Regions from separate parts of the Homo sapiens genome. Here region 2 is linked to region 1. A link is a contact called in ENCODE Hi-C or POLR2A ChIA-PET data. All regions are on one chromosome and are shown on one strand. The core of a region is the stretch at or near the end of the contact, and the rest is flanking DNA. Distances in the headings are between cores, read along the strand shown. Region 1 overlaps LMCD1 (LIM and cysteine rich domains 1). Region 2 overlaps LMCD1-AS1 (LMCD1 antisense RNA 1).

Region 1 (4,913 bases), core at 752-3,251:
CCTACACCCACCCCCCGACACACACACCAGCTGTGAGCTCCCTCGGCTCCCTCCCACCTTGTCCACCTGCTGGGGGACGTCCTTCCTCTGAGTCCTTGGGAGGTGGCCTATTGGAGCAATGGCAGGGTCAGCCTGCCAAGTTCTCCCACCCAGCCCCCCACCTAACCATCCTCATTGGAAAAAAATGTCCACACCAGAGAAGCGTTATTGCAAAAATGCCTGTATGGAATTCCTACTAAGGGGCCATGTTCTGAGTGAGCCCAGATAACAGTGGTGGCCAGGTTGCAGGACACACTGCTGTCTGAGCCCAGCCCACCTGCATGGCCGGGGCTGTCAGTTACACAGATCTGAACACAGTGAGCAGAATCTGACCCCACCCCCAGCTTCCCAACCCCAGGCCAGCAGACGGGCCCTACTGACGAGACGGGGCCACCTAAAATTAGCCTTGGCACCTCGGTCCACTTCAGAAATGAACCAAAAGCTGTGGCTGTCCATGCCTACCTCAGGGCAGTCCTCTGAAAGTGTTATTATTACACTGAGGTTAGGAGAGGCAGGATATCATGGGAAGGTCCTCCGGCCACCAAGTTGTCAGAGTTGCCCTCTTCATGGGGCAATACCAAGCCTGAAAAATCCCAGTGCCAGATGCTACTGCACCCACTGTCACCCCTGAAGAAGCGAGCCCTTTTCCATCAGTGAGGCCAATACAATTCAAAAATATTTAGTCTCCCTCTTTTCCTCACATGTCCCATTGTGCGGGGATGGAGGGTAGGAAAGAAGACAAGTTGAGAATCAAGGGAAGAAAGGGGAAACTGTGAGGCTGCAGCAGGCACTGTGTAAGGTCTCAATCTCTTTATTTTTATTTTTTTAGATACACGGCTCTCACTCTCTCACCCAGGCTGGAGTGCCGTGGCAGGATCATAGCTCACTGCAGCCACAAACTCCCGGGTTCAAACCATCCTCCCGCCTCAACCTCCCAAGTAATAAACCTCTTTAACTCTTGGTAACAACCAGTGAGAGAGGTTGGGGTTGTGATACCCATTTCGCAGATGAGGACCCTGGGGCGCAGTGAGGTTACCCCACGTGCTGATGAGAGCGGGGCTTCGGTTCAATCCCCAGTCCTTCTGCTTCACCGGCAGAGTGAAGTCTGAAGCCGTGTTGGGGTGGGGCCTCGGCAGGGTGGGTCCGACCATGCCAGGGGATATATATGTGAGTGTTTAGGTTCTCCAGGGTGGGCAGCCGTGTATGGGGTAGCTTGCAGCTCAGCCCACTGAGCATTTGGGAGCCTCTTATCTGCGTACTGAGAACAATGAAAGGATTCCCATGTCCACCCCCAGTTCCACCCACTGTGGGTTCTTGTGGGCCTTTTGAGTATCAGAGATCTCCGTGGCCAGGGAGCTGCCGACTCCAGCAACCTGGACCCATTCACACCAGGCTGGTGGGAGCCCCTCGCGCACTCTCCAAGCCCTGCGCTCCCCACCTGGATGGAACTGATGGGCCCCTGAGCTGGGTGGGCAATGATCTTCATGTTCTGACTCTTAGCAGCTCCACCAAGCCATTGCCTTGCGTTTAGAGAGCTCGCTGAATATTTTCTCAGAAATTAAATACACAGATTTCCCGGGTATGGTCATTTTGCCCAGGAATTTCCGCCTTTCTCCACACCCCGAACTTGTAACTGAAGAAAGGGGAAAGAAAGCCAGAGCATAGCCTTTAATGTGATCTCTACTCTTTAGCATTTACCATTCCTGCCGGGCGCCTCCCCGTCTTGCCCCTTCCCCAACCACTCCTTCCTCAGGCCAAGTGACTGCCCCAAAAGAGCAAACTTAAGAGGAGGACAGCCCATTGAGAGAAGTGAAGATGTTCCCCACAGTCATAAAAACGCGTGAATATGGTCCGAAATCATCCTCCAGGATCCTGGGAGCACAGTCTGACCCCTCTGCCCCATTTCCCCACAAGAATGCTGAGAGGGGGACGGGAGGCCTCCGTCCCCTCCCTCCCCCCCGCCAAAGGTCTGCTTTTCAGATGGAAACTTACAGCAGCTGGCGGCTCAGCCCAACTCCAGCCCCAATAGAAGGACATATTTGTGGGCAAGGGACTTCCAAGTCTTTGTCTAAGCAGATGTTTGGCTTGTGGGCTCGGCAGGCAGGCTGGCTGGCTTTCCTGCCAGCCCCACTTGGGAATTTGAAACTGCCACTCCTCCCCACTTAGTGAGCCCCATCTGAGCTGGAGGACAGGAGGGTAAGAGGCCCAGAGACAAGCCTGGGGTCATTCACCCAGAGGAATCCCTGCTCCCCACAGTCCCGCCACCCCTGGCTCAGGCACCATGGGCAGGAGCCTGGGGGCAGCCGCAAAATCACTATGGTTACCAGCTTCTCGGCATCTGCCTGCCTCTTGCTTTGCAGTGGAGATACTTTAGTGACTTTCAGGGAGATCTTTTTTTTTGTTCCAAAGAAACTTCCCTTTCTCCCACTTTTTATACTATACTATAAATACTTTTCCATGTTGCCACATGGCCTTCAACGAGCTTTTTTTTTTTTTTTTTTTTTTTTGAGTGGGCTGCATATTATTCCATTGATTAAAACAGGGATTGGTAAACTTTTTCTGTACAGGGCATATAGTGAATATTGAAGGTTTTTCAGGCCACATGGTCTCTGTCACGACTAATTAACACAGCTCTTGAAGCACTAAAGCCGCCATAGGCAATATCTAAACAGATGACCCTGGCTGTGTTCCAATCAAACTGTATTTACATAAACAGGCGGTGGGCTAGATTTGGCCCACAGATGGATGCAGTTTGCTGACCCCTGAACTGGAAGAATCATAAAGAATAGTTTTAGCTTTTTATTAATCTCTTTGGTTTTACTCAATTTTGTTTTGCTAATATGAGCTAAATGATGACGATGATGATGATGCTGTCATCTCCCATTCATTGACTACCTAGGTTATGCCAGGCACTGTGCCAGATATTTTGCATGTTATTTTACTTAATCCTAAGAATTATCCTACAAAGTATATCATCCTCCTTTTTACAAACAAGGGAATTAAAAGACACTCTTAGCAAAGTTAAACAGTGTTTTCAAACTTCAGGTCACAATCCGTCAGTGGGTAATACATCAATTTAGTGGACTACAACCAGAATTTTTTTTAACTGAAAAGGGAAGAGTGTTTCAGGAGTAGTAAATATTTTTCCAGGAAGCTTTTTTTTTTCAGGAGTGTGTGTGTGTATGTGTGTGTGTGTTGGATCAGGACGTGTAATGTATTTGCTACTGTGGATTACAGACAAAAACAAAAATTTCAAAAAACAAAGCTGAGGAAATTGTCTAGTCACCTAGATGGTGAGTAGTTAATCCAGAACTAGGATCCAGACCTGCCTCACTCCAAACCTGACACAGACTCTAATTAACAGGTGTTCCCATCTCTGGAGCACCCACGCAGTTCTAAGCCCCGGGCAAAGCCGTTGCAATTGGAATGAACACATCTGAGACTCCGTCCCTGCTCAGCTGTGGACCAAGCAGCATCCTTTTGCAAGGAGCCAGTCCTTGGGCCCATGCTTGTCAGAGCTGGATTTGAGAACAACCCACACTGATGTTCTCTTACACGTGTAGCATTTATGAAGCCTTTCCATCTCCCTCACTTCATCACATAACCAGGGAGGGAGATTCAGTTAGAAATGTTTAATATTTTGCCTTGCTTGGCAGAGAGCCCCATAATGGATAATCTGCCCCAAGAAGAAATGTAAGGTGAAGGGGTCAGTTAACAGTAGTGACCACCAACACCAGGCTAAGGCATTTCGTATGAGCCAGGGCCTGCCACGATGTGCTACAGATGAGAAAACTGAGGTTCAGAGGGTTGGATGATTTTTCCAAGAGCTTCACCAGTGATGAAGCCATGGCATGAACCATGTTCCAAAGCACATGACCCAAACCGTTGCCTACCCACCCTGCCCATTCTGCACCATAGGGAGCCTTGGGAAGACTATACAGTGTGGGGAAACAGAACTCAAGAGAGCTAAAGATGCCAGAAATGATGTTAGACTACAGAAGAAAGAAACACACACATAAAAACCTCTGGGATACATGAGGCTGCAAAGCAAAGATGGTAAATAGTCACCATAAGAGGAAATGGAGAGATGCTGTTTATAAACAAATTGTTGAGTATTTGTGTTGGAAAGAACCCAGTGCCTGAATTCAAGGCCCTTGTGTTAATATTTACTGTATTGTAGTAGTGAGATTTCCACGAGGCACTCTGGGTTTAGACTGGATAGGCCTTTGGATAAGAGCCTTTTGGAGGAAAACAACACAATTCAGACAGAACTTCTGGCAAACCCGAGACAGAGATTATTGCTGATTTAGAGCCTTCTCATATCTGCTGATCCCTCTCTGAAGGCCAACACAGTTCAGTCCTTCGAGACAGTTCTTCAGCTGAGTAACCCTTGGCCATTGTCCCGAGTCTGCTGTTGCCTAAAACACTTTGTGTCTTGGTTACTCCTATTTCAGAAACCTTAATAATTCTGCATGTACACATTTGATGTTTCTGTCACCTAGGGCTGCATATCAAAGCATCCCAAGGCATATGGCTGAAACCAACATGTATTTTGCTCACAAATCACCATTTTGGCAGGGTTCAGTGAGGACAGCTTGTCTCTGTCCATTCGGTGTCACTTGGAGGAGCTTGCAGGCCAGAGACTGGAATCACCTGAAGCTCGTTCACTCATGTGCTTGAGCTAGAGGCTGGGAAGACACACACAGCAGGGACCCTCCATTGACCTCCTTGACCTCCGAGGTCTCTCCACGTGGTTGCCCTCAGATGGAAGCTTCAGGATACCAAGACTTCTTTCCTGTCAGCTGAGGGCTCCCAAGGTGTGTGTACTGAGAGAGAGAGCCCAGGGGAAAACACTGCCTTTATTACTACCCTGG
Region 2 (4,913 bases), core at 998-3,497, 94 kb before region 1:
TTTGCCCTTGCTGGTCTCCCCACCTGGAATGCCCTTCTCTGTGATCTTTGCAGAGCTGGCTCATCCTCTGTCTTCACATCTCAGCTCAAATATCACCTTATCAGAGAGGCCTGACCCCATGATCTGCTTCACAGGACACTATTTGGTTTCTCAGCATATTCCTGAGTGATATATACTTGGTTTGTTGGCATGTTCCTAGACTCATTTACTTTATGGCTCAGGATGCCCCCTTAAGGGCAGATGCAGGTCCTATGTTGGTCACCAGTAGATGGCCAGTGCCTCACCAGTGACTGGCAGTGAAATATTTGTTGAAAAAATTAATTTTCTCTGGACCCTTCTTGCTAACACTGGGCCCACCGCAGATTCCTTGCATAGGCCCCAAACTCTTGCATTGGCTGTTCCATCTACCAGAAATCCAGGTCCTTACTCAACCTCACACCAAAGGACTACCTGATGAATCCCATTCATTCTTCAGGGCCAGTGTTACCTTCTTTCTGTAGCTTGCCTGGATCCCCAGCTCAGCCCAAGGCAGAGTATAACAGAAATAACCCAGGCCCTGAAGTCAGATAGACCTATGTTCAAACTTTGGCTCCAACACTTACTAGCTATGGATGCTTGGAAACATGTTTAGCTCTCGTAGCCTCAGTTTTCTCATCTGAAAAATGAGAATCATGATAGTACTAACACAGAATTTCTTTGAGAACTAAATGAGATCAAATGTATACAAAATGCCCAGTCCTGGCACCTCACATTATTGTTTTAGGATTCTAGCATCAACCATACTCATTTCTGGATGTATCTGTACCAATAGGCTGTGAGTTCTTCAAGAAGGGACTACTTGCTTCTTCTCTTTATGTTATCATGCCTTGCATTTTCTGTGGAGCATAGTAGGTACTCAATAAAAATGTGTCAAATTAAATTGGATATCATTACAACATTTCCCAGGAATTCAAGTGGCTTCTCTACCCCTTTTCCTTGACTTGCAGCTATCCAGAAAAAGCAAACCCACGTGGCTTGTGTCACAAGCAAAAATTTAAGAAGAAATATCATCCATGAGAAAATAATCACACCCCACGTTCCCACACCAAACCGAATTGTTTTCAGTCGAGTTCTAGTCTGTGCACTTTGCCCTTCTAACCAATGTTTATTAATATGAGGAATCAAGAGGTTACTAGGAGCAATCGCTCAAAACTGGCAGGAAACTAACATTTGGTTGGTATCTGTGTCTCTCTCTGGAATGGGTGCGTCTTCACGTTCCCTTCTCATGCTGAGGTTTGTTTTCCCCACATGTTGTTCAGAAAACACAAGACTTAATGCCCTAGCTTTTTGCTGCCTAAAACGGACAACCCTTCCCTTCTTCAGCCTCAGGGACTGTGTCAACTTTAAGGTCATGACCACAGGGCCACAGGGGAGCCAATCATGATAACAAAATATTATTTGCCTCCCTGGTTTCTGGTGCATTCAACAGGAGCCCTCAGCTCCGAGTCCCAAGACTCTACAAATTCCTGTTCCAACCCAAAACTTCACCACTCTCTAGGGCACTAATCATTTTATCAGAAACCTACGGTGGCTCCAGCATCTCATTCCAAGTTCTGACTATGCTTTATTTTTTTCCCAATATTATGAATGTTTAAAAACATGTTTTTATTGGAAAGATCTGTATGTCCTCATTAATCTTTTGGATCTCACTGGAGCCCCTTAACATGCCCCTTAAAATATCCATTAAAAAGTCAACCACAACTGTTTAAATAATTTTAATGCATACATTTAAAAAGAGGGCAATGAGATATGCACATCATTTAAAGATGGTGGTGGACGTTGGAAAGGGAAGTCGGTGATGGGCATGAGGTCACAGACTCGCCATTAGGGATCATTCTTCATTCAGCAAATTGTCATTTACTTGGAATATCTCCCTCATTCCATGGATTTTAGGCATACTTTCTTTTCAGTGGGAAAATGGAAGGAATAGATCATTGGGACCTTTCATTTTTCTCATTCCTATCATCTAAACACAAAGAAAGTGCCCTGTTTAGAAAATGCTGCTAAGTTGTGGCAGCCCAGGGATATTTCAAGCTTGCATTCTGGCCATTTCTCTCTGTTTTATATGGCTTCCTGCTCTCACATCCAATGAAAATAGCTCTTTCCATGGCAACACCACATAGAGATATCATGGCAAGACTGTGTTGTGGTTGCTATTTTTTTAAGCAATACTATTTATCTTGAAACTGCACCAATTTCTCCCCCTTTTTCTCTCATTCCACAATCACACCAGTGTTGGCAGTTCCTCTTGAGGGCATGTGAGGACACTTAGTCACCTTTACCAAAGGACTGTAGTTCTACTTCTTTAGTCCACCATACAACATTAGTTCTGTATGCTTGTCAAGTTTTTAACTTTGGGTGCTCAAGTTGAAGTTCTTGGTTTGATGTTCAAAGCCATTCACAATAGTCTTGACTGCTTCCATATTTTCATATACTAACACTGCCTGTATTATAACAATACTGAGCTGTTTAGCCTGTGACTCAAAGATACCTGGACCTTGTTGGCCAGGTTACCATTGCATTACAGTCAAATTTAATGTATCACCTTATTCCAAACACACACATGCTAACACACACAAACACACAAATACATAGACACACAAATCTATTCCCTATAGCATTTGGACAATGAAGTAAAATTTTGCTGAAGGTCTATGGAGAAGACTGAGGATGGGAATTGTACTATACATCCTTAGCCAAATGTGCCTTCAAAGTGCCTTTTATAACATTTCTTCAAAGTTCCTTTCCCTTTAATAATTGTTAAATGTATCTCTACCCCCAGCCCCTTTATCTCAAAACTGCTCTCCAGTTGAAGTTAACTCTTTCTCCCCACCTCTCCTCCAGTTCAAACATCCCACTGAACAAAATGAGAGCCAGGTCACCAGCTGAGAGGTTTCAGTGAAACCAGATCATTAGGTTGGCCTAATCATTCAGCAAAGATCATTAGGTTTGCCAATCAATCAATGATGGCTTGAATGAGTCCCAGGCTGGGGAGAGATGGGCATTCATGTCCACTTCATCCCATCATGTGAAATTTACAAATGTACTAGGCAGCTCTGGCTCCGTGAGTGCACATGCTGTTCTCTCTTCCTAGAATGCCCTTCCCTCATTGCTTATCTGATGAGACCTTTCAGGTTTTAAGATCCAGCTCAAGGATCAACACTTCTGAGAAATCTTGGGGATTTCAGACATGTTTCCTCATCCAAAGAAAAATATAAAAGTCCCGAGCTGGCCACTCTGACGTAGCACTGTTCATGACCCCTGGGTGTTTTACTTATTGACCATGTCTTTGCCTCACTTCTCCTTACCTTAAAAGGAAGGTCTTCTCATCTGAATCTCCAGAACCCAGCCCAGCACTGAGTATATACATATTGTATAACCAGTAAATGTTTGTCAGATGGAATTTTATTCTTACCACACATCCAGGAGTTAGGTGAAGCAGGTGTTATATAACAGGTATTGCTAGGCAAATTCTTTTTCCTTTCTGAGACACAGGTTATATTGTACGAATGCCCTAAGCACTATACATGCATTAATTCACTCAATTCATCACAAGAACCCTATGAAGTAAATGCTATTATCATCCTCATTTTACAGATGAGAAGGTTAGATTTCCCTTTGGTAAATTTTATTGTAGTTCAAAATACTTTTCACCCATCCTGGGGTGTCCCTACCTATAAGAGGATTGTATACCCAGGCATGGCTATGTGATTAGATTTGTACTAGGAAATCTAAAAAGGGATGTGTGTCATCCCCAAAGATTTAAGAACCAGCATGTGGTTGCCCTACTTCTTTCTCCTTTACCCTCTTAGATGCCTCTACTCCATCATCATGGATGCCAGAGTAAAAATGATATGGAAAAGAGGTACAACTGATCCATGTGGCCATAGAGCACAAGAAAGAAATAAACCTTTGTTTCTGTAAGCCACTGAGCTCTGGGCGTCATTTGTTATCTCAGCATAATCTAGCCTAAGCTGACTTATGAACTCCACAAATCTGGTCTTTTTTCAGTGTCCCCAGTGTCAATGAACGGATTAACATCCATTTATTCACACAAGTGATGAATCTGGAATTCATCTCTGGTGCCTCTTCTCCCTTCTCTAAAGGAAAAAAATACATATATCCAAGCCCTGTCAATGAAGCCTCCTAAATCTCCCTGGAATTGAATGTCTCCACTTCTCTCTTCAATACCTCCATCCTAGGCCAAGTCACCATCATCTCTCCCCTTGACTGTTGAAATGACATACCTGAACTCCCGAGCCCCATACTTCACCCACTTTTTTTGCTGCCCATACTATCCTCCACAGAAACTCTATTATAACAACAACATTGATAATGTTATTATGGTGTTTAGAAACATTTTGTGCTTTCTCATTGTTCTCATGCGCTGACAAGACCCTCCGGAACTGAGCCTACCTCTCCAATCTCTCTCTCTCTCTCTTTTTTTTGAGACAAAATCTCACTCTGTCACCCAGGCTGGGGTGCAGTGGTACGATCTCGGCTCACTGCAACCTCTGCCTCCCGGGTTCAAGCAATTCTCTCCTTCTGCCTCAGCCTCCCGAGTACCTGAGATTTCAGGTGCCCGCCACCACACCCAGCCAATTCTTTTGTATTTTTTAGTAGAGATGGGGTTTCACCATCTTGGCCAGGCTGGTCTTGAACTCCTGACCTCGTGATCCCCCCTTGACCTCCCAAAGTGCTGGGATTACAGGTGTGAGGGACCGTGCCCGTTCTCCAATCTCTTTTTATCCTATCCTCTCACTTGAACTCAATAACCCAGTCACTCTGATCTTCATCCCACTCTTAAGCCGTAGTATTTTTGACCTTTAGGCCTTGCACATGCTGTTGTACCTGGACTCCTATCTCCTCCCACC

The links. Hi-C counts contacts between places; a loop is a spot of excess contacts on that map. ChIA-PET counts read pairs that join two places held with the same protein, here RNA polymerase II (POLR2A). Pooled maps may share reads with other maps.
Region 2: a loop to region 1 is called in a pooled map, with 7 times the contacts of the local background. The contact joins two enhancer-like sites. A Hi-C loop is called at or near these places in 1 of 168 maps with a recorded cell type or tissue (IMR-90) and 3 of 50 pooled maps. POLR2A ChIA-PET finds 5 or more read pairs at or near these places in 5 of 52 experiments (A673, AG04449, BJ and 2 more).

What each region holds. Positions count from the first base shown.
Region 1 is chr3:8,553,195-8,558,107 of GRCh38, forward strand. All of the region lies in intron 4 of LMCD1 (LIM and cysteine rich domains 1), which reads left to right. Among named protein-coding and RNA genes, the nearest start is that of LINC00312, 16 kb to the right of the region's middle. Within about 2 kb of position 2,002, at least 11 of the 41 ENCODE cell types and tissues checked have a DNase peak (open chromatin) inside an H3K27ac peak, as active enhancers do.
Region 2 is chr3:8,459,109-8,464,021 of GRCh38, forward strand. The region is part of intron 3 of LMCD1-AS1 (LMCD1 antisense RNA 1); the gene reads right to left. Among named protein-coding and RNA genes, the nearest start is that of LMCD1-AS1, 40 kb to the right of the region's middle. Within about 2 kb of position 2,248, at least 2 of the 41 ENCODE cell types and tissues checked have a DNase peak (open chromatin) inside an H3K27ac peak, as active enhancers do.